Regions from separate parts of the Homo sapiens genome. Here region 1 is linked to region 2. The links are chromatin loops, found by intact Hi-C in ENCODE. Cell type or tissue: HCT116. All regions are shown on one strand. Each heading gives the region's core, and the rest is flanking DNA. Links, peaks and the distances in the headings are about the cores only.

Evidence for each region. A loop is a pair of places that touch in the nucleus more often than their neighbours do. Peaks named below come from ENCODE experiments on the same cell type or tissue, not always from the same donor. Only the 100,000 strongest peaks of a DNase experiment are listed, where the experiment ranks them.
Region 1: it touches region 2 in a loop (2.8-fold over the local background); 2 of 110 quality-filtered maps call a loop at or near these places.

What each region holds. Positions count from the first base shown.
Region 1 is chrX:10,576,324-10,585,110 of GRCh38, reverse strand. The region is part of intron 1 of MID1 (midline 1); the gene reads left to right. It also overlaps the pseudogene RNU6-800P. Among named protein-coding and RNA genes, the nearest start is that of MID1, 40 kb to the left of the region's middle. In HCT116, for the core only: no CTCF peak of the experiment used is centred there; DNase peaks (open chromatin) are centred at 2,540, 5,230, 5,600 and 5,880; H3K4me3 peaks cover 2,136 bases; H3K27ac peaks cover 7,017 bases.
Region 2 is chrX:10,623,921-10,632,707 of GRCh38, reverse strand. It overlaps a transcript of MID1 not described here. Among named protein-coding and RNA genes, the nearest start is that of MID1, 7.7 kb to the right of the region's middle. In HCT116, for the core only: no CTCF peak of the experiment used is centred there; a DNase peak (open chromatin) is centred at 3,617; H3K4me3 peaks cover 1,467 bases; H3K27ac peaks cover 4,338 bases.

The sequences.
Region 1 (8,787 bases), core at 626-8,625, 48 kb after region 2:
ATTCCACCCCTGACCTAGCAACTGATGTTATCTATAGATTATAGGAAGACATTGTAAAACTTCCCAGTCTGTTCTGTTTCACTCTAACCACCGGTGCATGAAGCCCCTGTCATGTACCCCCTGCTTGCTCAATTGATCATGACCCTCTCACGTGGACCCCCCCACCTTAGAGTTATGAGCCTTTAAAAGGGACAGGAATTGCTCATTCAGGGAGCTCGGCTCTTGAGACAGGAGTCTTGCCGATGCCCCCAGCCGAATAAACCCCTTCCGTCTTTAACTTGGTGTCTGAGGAGTTTTGTCTGCGGCTCGTCCTGCTACCCAATTTTCTCTGCGATTATTTTCCTTCTAACCCTTTCTTAAAGTGATGGGCTCTAAAAAATCATGATTCAGCTGCTATTGCAATTTTACCTAGCCAGTGAATTTATTTATTTTGAGATGCTTTTTGATATTATTGTCATTGTCAAATGACATTATGACATTTCAAAAGACATTGGCTGTCAGCCAGTGGGATCTAGTCTTAACTCATCTTTGGTGCTCACCGGTCATAAAGCTGTAGTCACATGTGTTTATTTCCCCCAGCACTCTTCCCTCATTTCCTTCCTTTCCTTCCTGAAATTTCCTCTTCCAGTGGTGCAAAAGCTGGTGAGTAAGTACTGACAAAACCAATGCCTCTTCCAATGTCTCTATTCATTTCCTTCCTGTCCATCCCTATAAGCTTAACTGTACATCCATGGTTATTTTCAACTTTGAGTTAACATCGTAGAATCAAACACTTAAGATATTCAGGTAATTCTGAATACCATATGCTATGGTTTGAATGTGTCTCCCAAAATTCGTTTGTTGGAAACTTAATCCCCAATGCAGCAGTACTGGGATGTGGGGCTTAATGGTAAAGCCCTTACGAATGGATTAATGCCGCTATTAAAAGGGTTTGTGGAAGTGGGTTCTTCCTCTCCTGCTCTTTTGCCATGTGAGGACATAGCATTCCTCCCTTCCAGAGGACACAGGCTTCAAGGTGCCATTTTGGAAACAGAGATACCAGGCCCCTAACCTGCTCTCTGTTCTTCTTTTTTTTTTTTTTAGATGGAGTCTCAGTCTGTCGCCCAGGCTGGAGTGCAGTGGTGTGATCTCTGCTCACCGCAACCTCTGCCGCCCGGGTTCAAGCAATTCTCCTGCCTCAGCCTCCCGAGTAGCTGGGATTACAGGCGTCTGCCACCGTGCCCAGCTAATTTTTGTATTTTTAGTAGAGACGGGGTTTCACCATCTTGGCCAGGCTGGTCTTGAACTCCTAATGTCGTGATCCACCCGCCTCAGCCTCCCAAAGTTCTGGGTTTACAGGCGTGAGCCACCGTACCTGGCCTAAATCGCTGTTCTTTATAAATTACTTAGTCTCAAGAATTCTGTTATAGCAGCACAAAATGGACTAAAACATCATGGTTCCTGCTTTTTTGGCTCACTAAGTGTTCGTGGCTTTTCTCTTTCAAAATTTTATTGCTAAAATAAATAAAGATGTCACTACTTTACAATAATTCATCACATTCCATTTTTTTGTAAGAAATAGTAAAAGTTGGATTTCTATGCCCTTGAAAAAGAACTCTATCCTTGAGGCAATCTGAAACTAAGCATTTAACAACTTGAAAAATTAGATCACAACCCTCTGACCAAACACCAGAAAGTTTTATACTGAAATTCAGATACTCTTTGCTTGTTTATTGGCAGGGAAAAAGCCAAAATATCAAGAAAGCCAGCACAAATATGAGTAGTAATATCCCCTTAGCTAACATAGATTTGCACCACCCATCTACCTTCTATCATGTCATCCTTTTTATTTCTTTCATTTTATGTATGAGTCTTTGAAATGTTTGTGTTTTTAAAAACCTTTTATTTTTTTATTTCCTTCATTAAAATGTAAGCTCTCCAAGGGCAGGCCTTTATGCTCATATTTACCACCAATTTGCTGCTGCCTAGAGCAGCTCCTGGCACACAGAATGACCTCAAAAAATACCAGTGGAATGAAAGAGTAATGAAAGAAATGACTCATCTGGTTTTACTCCAAAAGAAGTAGTTCTAATTTTTTTTAATGCTTAAAGAAAGCCAAATGGATATACATATAGGATTTCCAGTGTCATAAAAGTAACAAAATTAGCTTACTCTTCCAAACTCTTATTTTATTAATATTTTTTAATAATAAAAAATTATAGAATGCTTCATGAATTTGTCATCCTTGCATTGGGGCCATGCTAATCTTCTTTGTATCATTCCAGTTTTAGTCTATGTGCTGCTGAAACAAGCACCAAACTCTTAAAATTAGCTTAGGTTCAGAGTGAAGAGCTGAAGTTGCAGACCAGACCCAAGCTGTTTTGGGACTATGAAGGACATTAAGGGCTCTGTTTATTTGAGCAAAATCTATGGGTGAGGCTTACCTGCTTTCTGCCAATTTTCCTTGTACAACAGCTGATGTCAGAGGGTGGTTGGATAAGGAGCTTGGAGCCGTTGGTAAGGAAGTTCTTATCACTTTCTTGCAGGCTCCTTTTACCTCTAGTCTTCTATGACTCAAGGGTCATTCAGTGCCAAATGAAATTCTGCCTCTGTGGTAACTGCTAGAAAGTCCAGTGATGATCTGATTTCTAGTAACAACTATTGGCCATATCCCCAGGAGGAGATAAGAATTGTGTCTATTAGGAAATAATTTTCCATGGATCTATCACCTTTTTGTACCTCTTGTGAGCTGGAGCACTGAATGATTTTATTCCAGACTATTCCCCAGGATGTTTGTATAGCAAACAGTCTTGGGAGATAGAGGTAGTATCTCGCGCCAGGGGAGAAGGCAGGTTTGTTTGTTGTTCATTATATTAAAGACAATGTCTTCCTCCAGGGCAAAAGTTGGGCAGGCTAACTTGCAGTCCATTATAAAAGATTCAGATTTCCTAAGCTTGGAGTTGCTTAGGTATGATGCAAATCTCCTGAGTGTGCAAACATGGACCTAGGATGCTCCGTAGGACTTCGAGAACAAGGGGAACCAACAGAACATGAAACACATACCATTTGAGTAAAAACAGCCTTTATCTTTGATTCAGGTGTCTTCTGCCAGCATTCATGAAACGAAACTGGCAAATAGCAAAAATCTGAAACATTTCACTGTTCTTGATAGTTTCACATGCTCCATCCATGCCAGGGTCCCTTATTTCCTGCAAAATAAAAAAATTCTGACAAAGAGTGCATATGGGACAGGGTGACCTTCACTGGGAAGCGGAAGTGAAGCCCCAAGTTCATGGTGGGAGATCAGTGGTAATGAACAGAGGTATGTCATAGTGTAGGAAACAGATGAAATTGCCAATGTGAAGATAAGTCATTAGTGTTAAGAATAAAAATGCTAGTTCATTTCACATTCACATACTGTTTGTTCACATAAGATGCTCCATAAATGTTATTGAATAAATGGATTTATATCCTTCTTGCTTGCAAAAATGGTATGAAGAGGTTTCCAGTAAAAAACACAGATAATGAATTTATTCAAAGAAGAGTGGGAAGAGGCGATTCAGGACAAGAAGGGAAGAAGGACCCCAATCCCCCATCCCCTACCACCCTGTCCTTCCATAAGAGTGAGAATTTTGTCAGGCATTTTAAAAAGTTCACCTCACTAATCCTCAAAGGACCCTTAAGATTGCTCTCAGATAAGGAAACTGCATAGAAGATAGGAAGAGCATCTGTGAGTATAAGATATGTACAGTATCTGGCTCCGATCTGCCTTTGCAAGGAAATGGCAGAGCCAGGATTTGAACTCAGGTTATCTGGCTTCAAGGTACTACATGTTTTTTGTTTGTTTGTTTGTTTGTTTTTTGTTTTTGTTTTGTTTTATATGACTGAGTTTTTTTACTCTATCACCCAGGCTGGAGTGCAGTGGCGCAATCTCGGTTCACTGCAACCTCCGCCTCCCAGGTTCAAGTGATTCTCTTGCCTCAGCCTCCCGAGTAGCTGGGATTACAGGCACCCGCCACCATGACCAGCTAATTTTTCTATTTTTAGTAGAGATGAGGTTTCACTACATTGGCCAGGCTGGTCTCGAACTCCTGACCTCAGGTGATCCGCCTGCCTCGGCCTCCCACAGTGCTGGGATTACAGGCGTGAGCCACTGCGCCTGACCTCTACATGTTTTTTTTTTTTTTTTTTTTTTTTTACAGGACACCACATTGACAGTGTCAGCCCAAAACTAGACCAAGAACACTTGGGCACACTGAGCTCAGGGCTTAGCCCAAAGTTTTCTGAAAGCATGCCAGAGGGAAAGCTGGATGAAATGCTTTGGTAAAGAAGAAAGCACATCAGCTCATCACTCATCTGACAATAGAAAGGACTGATCAGGAAGTGGGGAAAAGGAGAATAGTGGCAAAACATAGAAAAGAGAAAAAAAAAGACTGAAATTTTTAATGGAGCGCAAAATCAGACATATTTTTTTACTTTTTTGAACTTCTTTAGAGACTACAATAATAATTCTTATGTGATAAGTCCAATAAGCTATGATGATGTTTTATTAAATGTACCATCATACTAGCAGCTTTTGCAGAATTTGCATCAGAAGAAAAGTATAAGATATTACCACCATGACTTGGCAAAAGCGGTATACTATATTAATGTTAGCCACTTAGTTGCTGTCATTGTTTCTCAGCACAGTACCCATTGCCTAGTTTCCCTGGGAGTTCTTGAAAGCTCTATTGAAAAGTTATATTTAAAGTGTAAGTTAGAGTGTGCTGTGAATGGAGAGAAAATTGTTTTTCTTTTTGTAAAAAATTCACTTTCCTTGGGACTATATACTAAGTTAGCTCAGTTATTTGACAGAACCAGTATCTTATTTTACAAAGAGAAAAACATAGATCTAGAAATTTCCAGAAGCAGATCACTGGTTGAAAGGGCGGGGCGGGGGGGGGCATGTGATTGAATGTGATTTGAAGGCAGTTTTAATTTTATGACACTTTACAGTGTGTGTGTGTGTGTGTGTGTGTATGTGTTTTAATGATAACCTAATTTTATTGTCCCAGACTTAAAGATCTGTGCCACCTGGAGAAACTACAGTTCATCCATTAGCATGTAAATCTGTTAAGAGTATTTTTGCTTGAATTTCTCCGAGAAGGCTCCCGGCTTTGTTCTGTACAGACACACAGTCCCGACGCTGTTCTTAATATCCTGTTTTCATTTGTCAGCGCTGTTGTCCTTTTCATTGCCATGTTCCCATCATTCCTCTTCTTTCATGTGGTGCTTTACAATAACATTCAGAACAAAAGAGTCACTCCTCTTTCTGTTGCCTTTAAAAAAAAAAAAAAAAGACTTCTTCCCCTGACTGCAGAGCTTCAGTGATCAGGGGAAATGTTTAAAGCATGTTATTCGTAATAGTTAACCAGGAGTTGTGAATAAGGGTTCGTTTTCCTTACTTTTTAAGATCAGGAGGTAGCTTCAGGGTATTGTGAGCAAAAGGTTTTTGTGTGTGGCTGACTTTGAAGTTGAGGGAAAAAGCGATTTTCTTTGAGAAAAGGAGGCATCATATTTGAGAGAATTTCCAATCTGCTCACACAATGGGAATCAGTTACTCTATAACATCGTCATTACCTCCATGAGTCACGAGACTAGTATTTGTTCTTGTCTTTGAACTTAAGCTTTCCAGTGTTCAGAGAACAGTTGTGAAATGTTGCATTGGCCATCATCAATAACTATTTTGCTCCTGGTTGGTAATAATTGGGAAGGGGAGGGTGTGTACTTTCTCTGCCTTCTAGGAGAGTATTATATAAATAAAGTGAGAAAAAGTTTCCCCAAGCGGCAAGCTTTTCTCCAGGGCACAATCTATTATACTTGCTGCAAAAATCCCACTTGACTGGTCTTTCAGAGAATAGATCACTTGCGTCATTTTGCTCATTTCCAGGTGACCTTTTGCAGATATGAGCAGGCAGTTGTTTTTAAATAAACATTATCTACAGGTTTCTGTTTCTGCACTAAGGAAGGAATGTTTCTGTAATGCAGAAGGGATGCTATGACTGAGGGGTTTGTGAAGAGTGAATTCTAGCCAGTCTCAAATAATTCTGAAAAGGTGCTTTTGTATATGTATATGTGTACTTATGTATACATGCACATTGTATATAACTACAAAAACTAATTCCATTATGGACATATATAGGACTTTATACAGACATAGTTATATGAATATATATAGAAATACCTATCAAACTATAAATACATTTGAGAAAGCATTCAGGGACAGCAGTGTTAAAAGCTTTTCATCTGTGACTGGTTTCACAGAAATTAGTGACTTCCATTTCTGCTACCATCACGCTGTTGGTCTGTTCACCAGGAGGGTTGATTTAGACTTCTGCCAGGAGACTAGGTGTGGCCATCTCTCACCCTCTTCCTCTCTGTCCAGTCTGCTATCATTGCCTTCAGAACCAAATTCTTGCATGATACCCAGTACAGCATAGACCTGGAAAACATCGGTCATTTTCAATATAATGTAAAATAGGTTCTGTGTGCCTTTAAAACTAAATGCTTTATTTCTTAAACTGTAAAAGACATGAAATGTCTGAGACATTCAGATAGTGGGAAATTTCATCTGCAAGTTGTCAGATTATGCCCTTTAGAAGATTGTAATTTTTTTTGTTGTTTATCATTTTCTCTTGAGGGGTGGAGTAAATATTTCTTTCCTGATGTTTCAACTTCAGATGTTCAGGCTAATTTTCCACTACAGTGCCAAAATAGGGAAAAGTTAGGCCTGTAGAATTTTGACAATTTAAATGTTGTTTTAACAAAAGCCATGTCTTGATGAAAAGTTCTTTAGAATTCTACTTGATGATCTATGTGTGTCTCTTCCGAGGACAATGAGAACTTCTTAAGGAAGTCATCTATATGTGAAATTGAGTAATCCTTTTATTCATTGTTAAAAGACAAATGAAGTTATAATTTGGAGAGACATAAGCCAAAAAATCTATGTTTGCATTTTTATGTCCTAACATGTGAAGCATGCTTTGATTTACTGTGAAGTGTTGCAATGGCAATAAAGTAGATGTTGAGACGTGCAGACTGGGCAGCCCGAGGAAGCAGTTCTTGCCTCTGCTTCCCCTTTATCATGAATGTTCCTTAAACACCTTTGGTGGAGTCCAAATGTCTGGATTATGAATTGAATTGTGCAAGATTCTTTTTTTAAACACTTTCCTGATGATTTACTTTACTTGCAGTTTCTTGTCTTGCATGGTGATAAGCAATATCCTTCAAAGAACTGCAGCGCAGGACTTTTTTTTTTTTTTTTTCTTTTAGGAAGACTACTTCCCCTTCCTCCTTTAGTCAATCAAATTTTAAAAGATTACTTCTTTCCATTCTCAGTTCACCCTTTCTTTGCCATTCTGGAGACTGAAATTTTGGACACCCATCACAGATTTGCTATTATATATATACCGTGTATGTAATATTAAATATATATATATATATACACACACGATGTTTTTATATATGTGTGTACATAATGTATGCATACGTGTGTATGTGAAACCTGTGTGTATATACATATATTTTAAATTGTTTATCAGGATGATAGATTGCTATTTAGGTCACTATTTTTGGAAGAAATAAATGACTGTTCTTTGTGTCTGTACTGGAGATTGTTCTTCCTGATATAACTTTGAAGAAAACTTCTTCCAGACATTATACATTAATTCAGAAGATAAAGGCACAAAATAATGTGTATATTATTTTTTTAAATGAACAAGCCAGCATGCAGAGCATAATGTGATCATGTGCTCAGTACGACACTGAAAGGCCCCAAAGGCAAATGAGTCTAGTGCCTGTTCCCAGCCCCAGGAGCTGGGCAGGACGGCTCCTATTGGTGGCATTGAAAGCTAGCATTCAGCCTTCTGCCACAGGACAGTGTCTCATTCGGCCAAGCTGCTGCTGGTCCCTGTAAGGAATGAGAGTACAGATCCCGTTGCCAAGTCCTCATTTTTTTGGACCAGGCAGTGGGTGTTGAGCTGACCTGAGCTACCTTTCCATTTGGGTTCAGTTGAACATTGAGTAGGCCAGAGGATAGGGAAGTTGTGGCGGGGGCCGTGGAAAAGGCAGTTGATTCTTCAACTCGGGCAACCCTGGCGGAGTGGATGAGGTGGAGCTGGCCTTCCTGGAATTGTTGGACCGATTTTCCTGTTGTGTTTCACTGTTGACGCACTCACAGACACACAGGACCGCTCCAGCACTGCCTGCCACCCACCGTCTGGTCTCGGTGGCCTGTCTATCATTTCGTGGGTCCCCATCCTCTGCCTACGGCGATGTTTCTTCAAAAAGAACTAGTGTGCAGTCCATTGGTGGGTATTCAAGGTGATCTCTTTGTCAGAATCTAGAGAGGTGCTCAAAGAACTATTAAGGACCAATGTACTAGTTCCTGTTTTTAACCTGTTTATCAGTCTTTCAATTGAACAAATTGGATTTCTGAAACTGCTGAGGGGTTTTCTGCACTATTAGGACAGAACAGGATAGGGTGGTTGTTCCTCCAGGAATCTGGGTTGTTCTTTTGCATTGCCATTTGTCTTTGTGCTTGTCTGCTTGTATAAATGAACCTCGAGAAGGAGTGTTTAAGTATTCTGTTAAGTAAATTTGGAAGACTAGGTTTCAATTAAAATAACCAGACAGTGTGACCCAGCTTCCATTTCCCCTTAATTTTGATCATTAAAGCCTTCATATCCCCACAGACATCTGCCATGCTTCGAAGTGATTCTTCTCAGGAATGTTCATTCATTATTAATCAGGTTGCATGGTCAGGCGAGT
Region 2 (8,787 bases), core at 386-8,385:
AAGCATTTCCAAAACCAACAGCATCGGCCCTACCTGGGAACTTGTCAGAAATGCAAATTTCTAGGCCCCACCCCAGACTGCTGAATCAGAAACTCTGGGGTGGGGCCCTGTAACCTGTGTTTTAACAAGCCCTCTAGGGGATTCTGATGCCCACTCCAATTTGAGAACCACTGATCTAGACCTGTGGTTCTCAACCTTGGCTACTCATCAAAATTCCCTAAGGTAGCTTTTAAAAACTCTGCTCCAAGGCCCAGCCCAGGTCAATTAAATCAGACTTTCTGGGGGTGGGACTCAGGCACCCGTATCTTTTAAATCTCTTCCAGGTGATTTCAATGGGCAGCCAAAGCAACTAATGGTTCCATTGTACAAATAAGGGAACTGTAGCTCAGAGAGTTTAAGTGACTTGCCCAAGATACACAACAAGAAGAAACAGGTACAGCACAGCTCATTTACGTTTGTTTTTTTAGACATATGAGGGTTAGAATAGTACATTTGGTAATGGAATGTATTTGCTAGAAGCTTCAGGGGTCAGGTTACCTTTTATTTAGCACCAATTAATTTAACACATCTGAAAACATGCCCTAAATAAAATGAAAACTAGCTTTGGAAACTCATTAGGCCAGACAATGCAAGCGTAATTGAAAGAAATAAGGTGCAGACGCTCAGCAAGGTCCCATCTGAAAGCACTTTGGGGCTGAAGGGTGAGCTCCATGATTCAAAGGAAAGACAAATATGGAGAGCTAATGTCAGACATTGTTGCCTGCCCTGGAGCTACTTAGAAGTGTGTCTGAACAATTGCTTCCTGTTCGGTATCTGGGACATAGGTAAATATGTTACAGTCCTAAATGACATTAATGACAGAAAAAAAGTCTCCATGCTTGTGATGGATTTTATGACTCTTAAGGATTCCTGTGCCTTGGGCATTTTTAAGGCGAACTTTCAAATGATAAATATTTTGTTCTGATTTTCTCAGCAAAGACTTCATCATATCAAGGAAGGAAGAATATGGGCTACGTACCCAAAATAGAGCTGGAGAAAGCAATGCACGATGGAAACTGAGTCATGCAATGATTACAAGTGGAGTCATATAAACATACAACTGACTCTTTGACGTTTTTGTTTTATGAGTTACCTGATCATAATACAAGCTACTATTTTTGAGTATTTACTATGTGCTGTGTTCTCCTCATAGTTCTATGGTTAAGGGCATGTTTTCAGGAACTGGTCAGCCTGAGTGCACAAACTAGTATCTATGGCCTCCTAGCTGTGTGACTTTGGCAAGTTACTTTGCCTCTCTGTGCCTCAGTTTTCTCCTCTGGAAAATGGGGATAATATTAGTACCTTTTCTCATAGGGTGAAGGAAGATTAAATGTGCTCACAACAGTGTCTGGCTTCTAATAAGCATTCAATAAATGTTAAATAATATTATTTTTAAACAAATCACCTCAATTCTCACAATAACTTTGAGGGATATTAAGCAGATGGGCCAACTTATCACAACTATTAAGTGACAGGATTGATATTTGGACTAAGGCTGTTTCCAGCATCAGTGCTGCCAGCCACAGTGCTATACTGCATTGATTGGGAATAATAAATTAAGTATTTATGTTCAATTTTTTCCATGTATAGTATAAACTTTTGGGCATGATCCAAATATCCCTGGACCTTCTTGTTATCTGGATGATTTTACAAAGCCTCCAGACTGCCCCTCCCACAGGACACTGAAGCAAGGTTGTGGTCCCTCCTATCAACTGCTCCTCCTGCAGTTGTCCCCATCTCAGTAAATAGTGACTTCATTCTCCCAGCTGTCCCAGGAAACAACCTGGAAACCTCGTTTCTGCTCTTTATCTGACACATACAGTCCATCAGCAAGCCACACTCATTGTACTATCAAAATCTATCCAGGAACTCCCCAAGTCACCCCACTTCCAGTGCCACCCCCGTCCCAATCCACCATCATCTCTTAACATCTCCTGCCTTGCAGGCTGCTCTCTGTCTAGCAGTCAGACTGAGCTCTATAATATCAATTGGATATTGTTACTCCTGAGCTCTGAAACCTTCCCATCTCACTCCAAGGAAAACCCAAGATCCTTCTAGTGATCTACTAGACCCTACAGGATCTGCAAACACTGCCTCACCAACACCCACCCACAACCACTGCCCCCGCCCCCCGCACACATACACCCTCAGACACATTCCTGAGACTTCAGCTCCTACTACTGTAGTGCTTCCTCCCTCTGCTCCAACCTACATAGGCTTCCTGCGTTGGTTGAGTTCACCCTGGCCTCACAGCTTCTGCAATCACTGTTTCCTCTGCCCGGGTAACTCTGCCCCCATCCATCACTGTAGTTGAAAGTCTTGCTTCCTCACTTCCTTAGGACTTTGCTAAAATATCACCCTATAAAATATAGAAACTCCTCATCCCATTGACACTCCTTACCCCACATACAATAGCCCCTATCACCATCAGACCTACTTTCTACTTATTTGTTGATGTGTTTGTCTATCTCCCTTCACTAGAAGGTATGCTCATGACAGCAGCACTTAACCTATTTGTACCTGTCTGTATCGTCAGCACCTAGAACAATGCCTGGCACATAGTAGACACCCAATAAATACTTACTGACATGATCAGGCATGTTCAGGGTGTTATAGCTGTAGTCCATAAATACTTACTGAATACCTATGACCGTTCTGGCATAAAGAAGGTATACCATCTTTGTTAGCATATGGTTAAGGCATGAGAGTCTCTCCGATTCTTTTTCTTATATGAAGCACTTGTCTCTATGCTTGAGATCTTTGGATTCCCTGGGAGTGATGAAAATCAATTCATAGAGATGTACAGATATCTATCTATATGTTGCTAATGAAATCGATGGCTAGAACATTGATGCACCAATTAGCTCTGAATAAAGAAAAGTGCTCTAAGGCTGCATTCCTAACTGTGGAAATGAATCACACAAACGTATTCCACTAGGAACATCATTCAGCAATTCTGAATGGAAAAGGAAAACCTCATTCACAGTCCTAGACAAAGAGCCCTAAAATCCAAATCCTCCTCTGCATAGCACAATACCAACATCTTTTTCCATGAGGGCTACTCCCTTAACAGACAAATGCATTGTTTTTTCCTACCTCTGGTTGATTGGATGAACACAGCCCAAATTTGGAGAGCCATTTAAGGTGATTAAAAATCATTACAGTGCTGGCCAGGCTTAGTGGCTCACGCCTGTAATCCCAGCACTTTGGGAGGCCAAGACTGGTGGATCACTTGAGGCCAGGAGTTTGAGACCAGCCTGGCCAATATGGCGAGACCCTGTTTCTACTAAAAAAGAAAAAAAAAATAGCCAGGCATGGTGGCACTCACCTATAATCCCAGCCACTAGAGTGGCTGAGGCTGGAGAATAGCTTGAACTCAGGAAGCAGAGGTTGCAGTGAGCTGAGATCACGCCACTGCACAACAGCCTGGATGACAGAGCAAGACTGTCTAAAAAAAAAAAAAATCATTAAAGTGCTTCAGTTTGCTTCCAAATGTAATGGCAAATTCCTGACTCATCTTGAAGGTGCAACATGAGAGACTTTTGGAGGTAGATTGTGGTTGGGGATCTTAGAACCATCTAAGTGGTAAATTCCATCACCCCCATTGAGGCACAGGAGGTGAAGGAGTGTTTGTGATGAGTCATGGGCATACTGCATTTTGAGCCTCATTCCAAAGGGGACCTGCATCTGAACTAGGGTGCCAGCACCACATGCTGCTGGAAAGAGTATGGGTTCTCGAGTTTGAGAGATGGATTCCGATGTCCCATATACCAACTGTACACTTCCTGCATGTCCAAAAAGGGACTGATGTATAACTGGTCCATGATAGATACGAGAGTTTTTCAATTGCCTGCCTTTTAATTCAGCACAAATACCTCCTGGTGGGTTATATTATATCATATTATATTGTATTGTGCATCTCTGTAATGTAGGTACTCGTATTTTTATCTCATTAGACCTCTCAGTGTGTGGTGTATCAGCTGGTTTTAAATTCCCTTAATTGGGCTAAATTAATTTGCCCAGTTGAAGAAAAGTCCACCTATTTGCGAATTGGTTGGTTTCTAAAGATGACCATAACAAAATTATCTTTTTTTTCCACACAGATATAGTTTAGGACAAATATCACTAGGGCACTGTGGTACAACTTAAATAATGCTATGAAAAAGAATAGTTATTTTGTTCATTGTATGATGCTATTTAAATCACTCACATTAAAATAATATTAAATAGCATTGCTATTTATAAGATAATGTAGACAGGCAATATAAGCCCTTCCTTTTGTAAATTAATGATTCAAAGGAGAAATAAAATGAAGCCTCATTTGAATGTAGTTTCTCAGATATTTAGATTTCTTTAATAAATATGGGAAAAGCTGAGGCACTGATACCCATGTTTGCATTTTTTTCTTGCCATGACTAAATATGTTTATTTTGCATCAGGGGAATAATATAAGAAAGCCTATCTCAGTATGTGTTGATTTTCATAAGTGGTTCTCAACAGAAAAAAAAAACTTATGACAAGTTACCTAGTTATAAGGAAATAAGGGTAAATATTATTTCCTTGGCCATTAAAAATGTTAAAAAAAAACACACACCATGATCTGTGTGTAACAAAGGAAAGTGACACATAAACCATGATTCCTAAGTAGTTTTTATCTTTACTACCATCTTAGATCCAGGTATGTGTGAAGTGGGAGAGGATTTTCACCAATCAGAAATAACACAACCATCCTGGCAATCTTTCTGTTCATTTAAGTACCAATCTAAAAGATAAAGCATTGACTTTTTGTAAGCAAGGAGCGCAAATCCTGTTCAAAGCTTCTTTTGATTAAAATTTTTATTCACCTCCTTATGTCCACATGCTTATCAATGATCCAGCCTGATTTGCTTGTTTCTAACATACAAAAAAAGAGATCTGATTCATAAAAGTTAATATTTTTAATCTCTAAGACTAATTTAAATATCAGCTTTGTGCATTAAAATATTAAAGGTTTGAGGGACTAATCTTTCTCGTATATAAGGAAAGTGAGATAAAAGAATAAGAAGTAAAATGGTTAAATATGAAGGACAGTAACCAGCTATTCCTAGTCATACAAAAACCCACAAAAAATGGATTTAAATCAAGAATGATACCAATTAGGAATAAGAACAAAAGGTGGTTTTCGATTACTCTAATGAATTATTAAGGTGTCTTGGATATAGAATATTCATTCCTGGAGATCTAAAAGAATGTCCAAAACAATTTGGATCAGAACTGTCTATATGTATCTCTGGTTACATGTGGAAAAACTATCATAAGCCTTGAACAAATTAAAGCTGAAATGGTGGAAACAGGAAATGCCAATCAGGTCATATGTGTATGACGTGATCACATTACACTTGGGTTTCAGAATGGACCATTAGGCATATAATTTCTCTGAAGCTCTACCACGACTCTGGTCATCTATGGGCCAGATGATAATAAAACACTGCTAGTTCATAGGAAGTGACTTTAAGGACAAGAAATTGATTTAATAACCAGAGAGTATCTTTTTGTTTATTTTAAACTAATTTTAATTTTATCAAAGTAATACATGTTCAACATACAAATGTATGAAAGACTCTTAATGAAAAACAGTAATCCCTGTCCCATCCCACTCCACCCTAGGGACAATCACTTTCAACTGGCAAATATCTCCTCTGCTATGTATCTCCATATTTCCCATAATGTGCCTTTACTGCTCTTTCCTGGTTTATGAATTTTGGATATTATTCTTAACATTCTACATATGATCAAAAAGGAATTAGCCCTCCTCATCCCAATACCACATTCTTCCAATATAATGGTGTCAGGAATTATGTTCACCCAGTAACACAGATCCCAAAACATTGGCTCAAACAAATTAGCAATTTATTTTTTCATAGAACATGAAGCTTAGGGCTCATTTGGAGGCTCCAGGATGTCATCAGAAATCCAAGATCCTTCTATCTTTTCTGTTATCCAGCTTTACTAGGTGTTCTGTCCTCGTCATTGTTACAGAAAGGCCCCAGTCCCTCAGACATTGCAACCATTCCTGGTGGAGAAATCCAGGAAGGGCAAAGAGCAAACAGTGTGTGTTCCCTTTAAATAGCTTTCCCAAAAGCCCTACATAGCACATAGCAGCTTCTATTAAAATTTCATAGGCCTACCAGACATGGTGGTGTGAGCTTGTAGTCCCAGCTACTTGGGAGGCTGAGGCAGGAGGATGGCTCGTGCCCAGGAGTTTGAGGCTGTAGTGCAATATGAGTGTGCCTGTGACTAGCCACTGCACTCCAGCCTGGGCAACACAGCGAGACCTAGTCTTTAATAATAATAATAATAATAATAATAATAATAATAGTTTCATATGATCACCTATACCTGCAAAGGGGGCTGGGAAATGTTCTTCAGCTGGGCACATTTCTGCCCCAAGTAAACTGAGGTTCTGTTGAAAAGAAGCAAAGGGAAGATGAATACTGGATTGGCTACCAGTAGTCTCTGCCATAATATCTATATCAGAAATCACTGCCAAGTTAAGGACTGTTCTATAACAATGCTTCCTTTTTTTGTGCATTCTTTTGTTTTGCCTGGAGTTAATAATAGCCTCACATATTGCTTATATTTATGTGTAACTATTTGCCCTCAAATGTTACCTATAGTATCATTTTTCCCCCAGAGTCCTAACTCCAGGACTCCTCCATCCTCCTGCTACAATTTAGATGGGGCCTTTCTAAGATGCTGCACACAACTGCATGATAATTATGTAGTTATTATCCTGGACTTTCCTTACTTCTTTTTATGTTGGTTCCTCTATTTTCTGGGTCCCATTGACTTATCTTTCTTAGTTTAACACTCTCATTTTGCTAAAACACATCTTTGAGTGGTTTCCAAAGAAAGAGTACATGGGATGCAAAAATGTTGAGCCTTGGTATGAAAACAATTGCATTATATTCTGACATTTGATTGATAGTATGACTTGGTAAAGAACTGTCAGCTAGAAATCACTTAATCTCAAAATTAAATAAAATGGAGCTCTTAACTTCCAGCACTGCAGTTGATAAGTACATAATAAATCGATTAGCAAAATTTCATTATTGATAAAGAAGACGGCCTTCTACTAATGGAGATTTTAAAATTATTAATATTATTATTAGTCACAACAACTCAGTAAACATTTATTGACTGACCACACACTCTGTGCTTGTTGTTGCAATGGATATACAAATGTTTGGGCATGGGCCTTGTGACGGTTTATGTGTTAACTTGGCTAGGCTGTAGTACCCACTTATTCAACCAAATGTTAATCAAGGTGTTGCCATGAAGGTATATTGAACATATATGGTGAATATCTACAATCAGTTGACTTCAGTAAAGGAGATTATCCTTGATAATGTAGGTGGGCCACACCCCATTAGTTAAAGCCTTTACAGCAAAATCGAGGTTTCCCTGAGGAAGGAGAAATTCTGCCTCAAGTCTACAGAGTCCGCACCTGCCAGCCTGCCCCATGGATGTCAGACTTGCCAGACCCCATAGTTACATAAGCCTGTTTTATGTTTCTCTGGAGAGCCCTGACTGATACAGGCAATCACTTAAAAAATAATTAATTTAAATAATTTTCCTCTTTAAATTTAAATAAAAAATTATAGTAAAAAATAAATGACAGAAATTGAAGAATTATTCTTGGGAAGTATGATATTATTGTATTGAAATGAAGTAGAAAGTTCAATTGGGAGTGGAGATTTTGACCACAGGAGGAGGATATAACAAGCCCTTGGTAAATTCATGCATAAACCATTTTTGGCGGCTGAAGCAGGAGGATCACTTGAGCCCAGGAGTTCAAGACCAGCCTGGGCAACATAGCAAGACCCCCATCTCTACAAATTAGTAAAAAATATTAGCCAGGCATGGTGACATGCACCTGTGGTGCCAGCTACTCAGGAGGCTGAGGTGGGAGAATCACTTGAGTCCAGACGGTTGAGGGTGCAGTGAGCCGAGATTATGCCACTGCACTCCAGCCTAGGCAGCAGAGTGAGACCCTGTTTCAAAAAAATTTTAAAAAAGTAATAAAGTTAAATGAAATAAAATAAAAATCTTAAAAATTCATGCATAAACCATTTACCAGATTACTCAAGGGCAGATAATGAAGAATCTGCTATATTTAATCTTAAGACAAACTAGATGCTGTTAAAATATTTCACCTTTAAAAGCATAGAATTATTAAATAGTAAGGTTTAATTAACATTAAAAATGACATGATTTGCTTTGATTCCTTAATTTTCTAGTGAGGAAACAACAAGCTTAGGGTACATTTCTGACTACATAGATTTTTTCCCTTCTTTCCAGTGTTGGTCATCCAACACATTTACACAACAAGCAATAGCGATTGCACTGGGCACACTTCCCAATATATGAATTTATTCAAGCTGTGCAATTGTCCCCTGAGAAATCTTGGGCTTAGAGGTATCAACTGGCTTATCTGAGGTCTATTAGCCAGTTAGTGACCAAGTCAGCACAGAAAACTGACTCCAAGTCTTATTTGGCCCATCCTTGTGGTATGCCACATTGTTTCCCTTAACCAACTGAAAGAAACTAATTTAAGGAGTACCTGTACACAGGAAGTAGAAACTTTTTTCTCTTTTTGTGACTTTCTATAAGAATTATAGATGAGATTTTTTTTTCTAAGTGGGGACTCATGTTGTTGTCAACTTAAATTACCTTTACTAATCACTTCGAACACGGTATTCCATACAT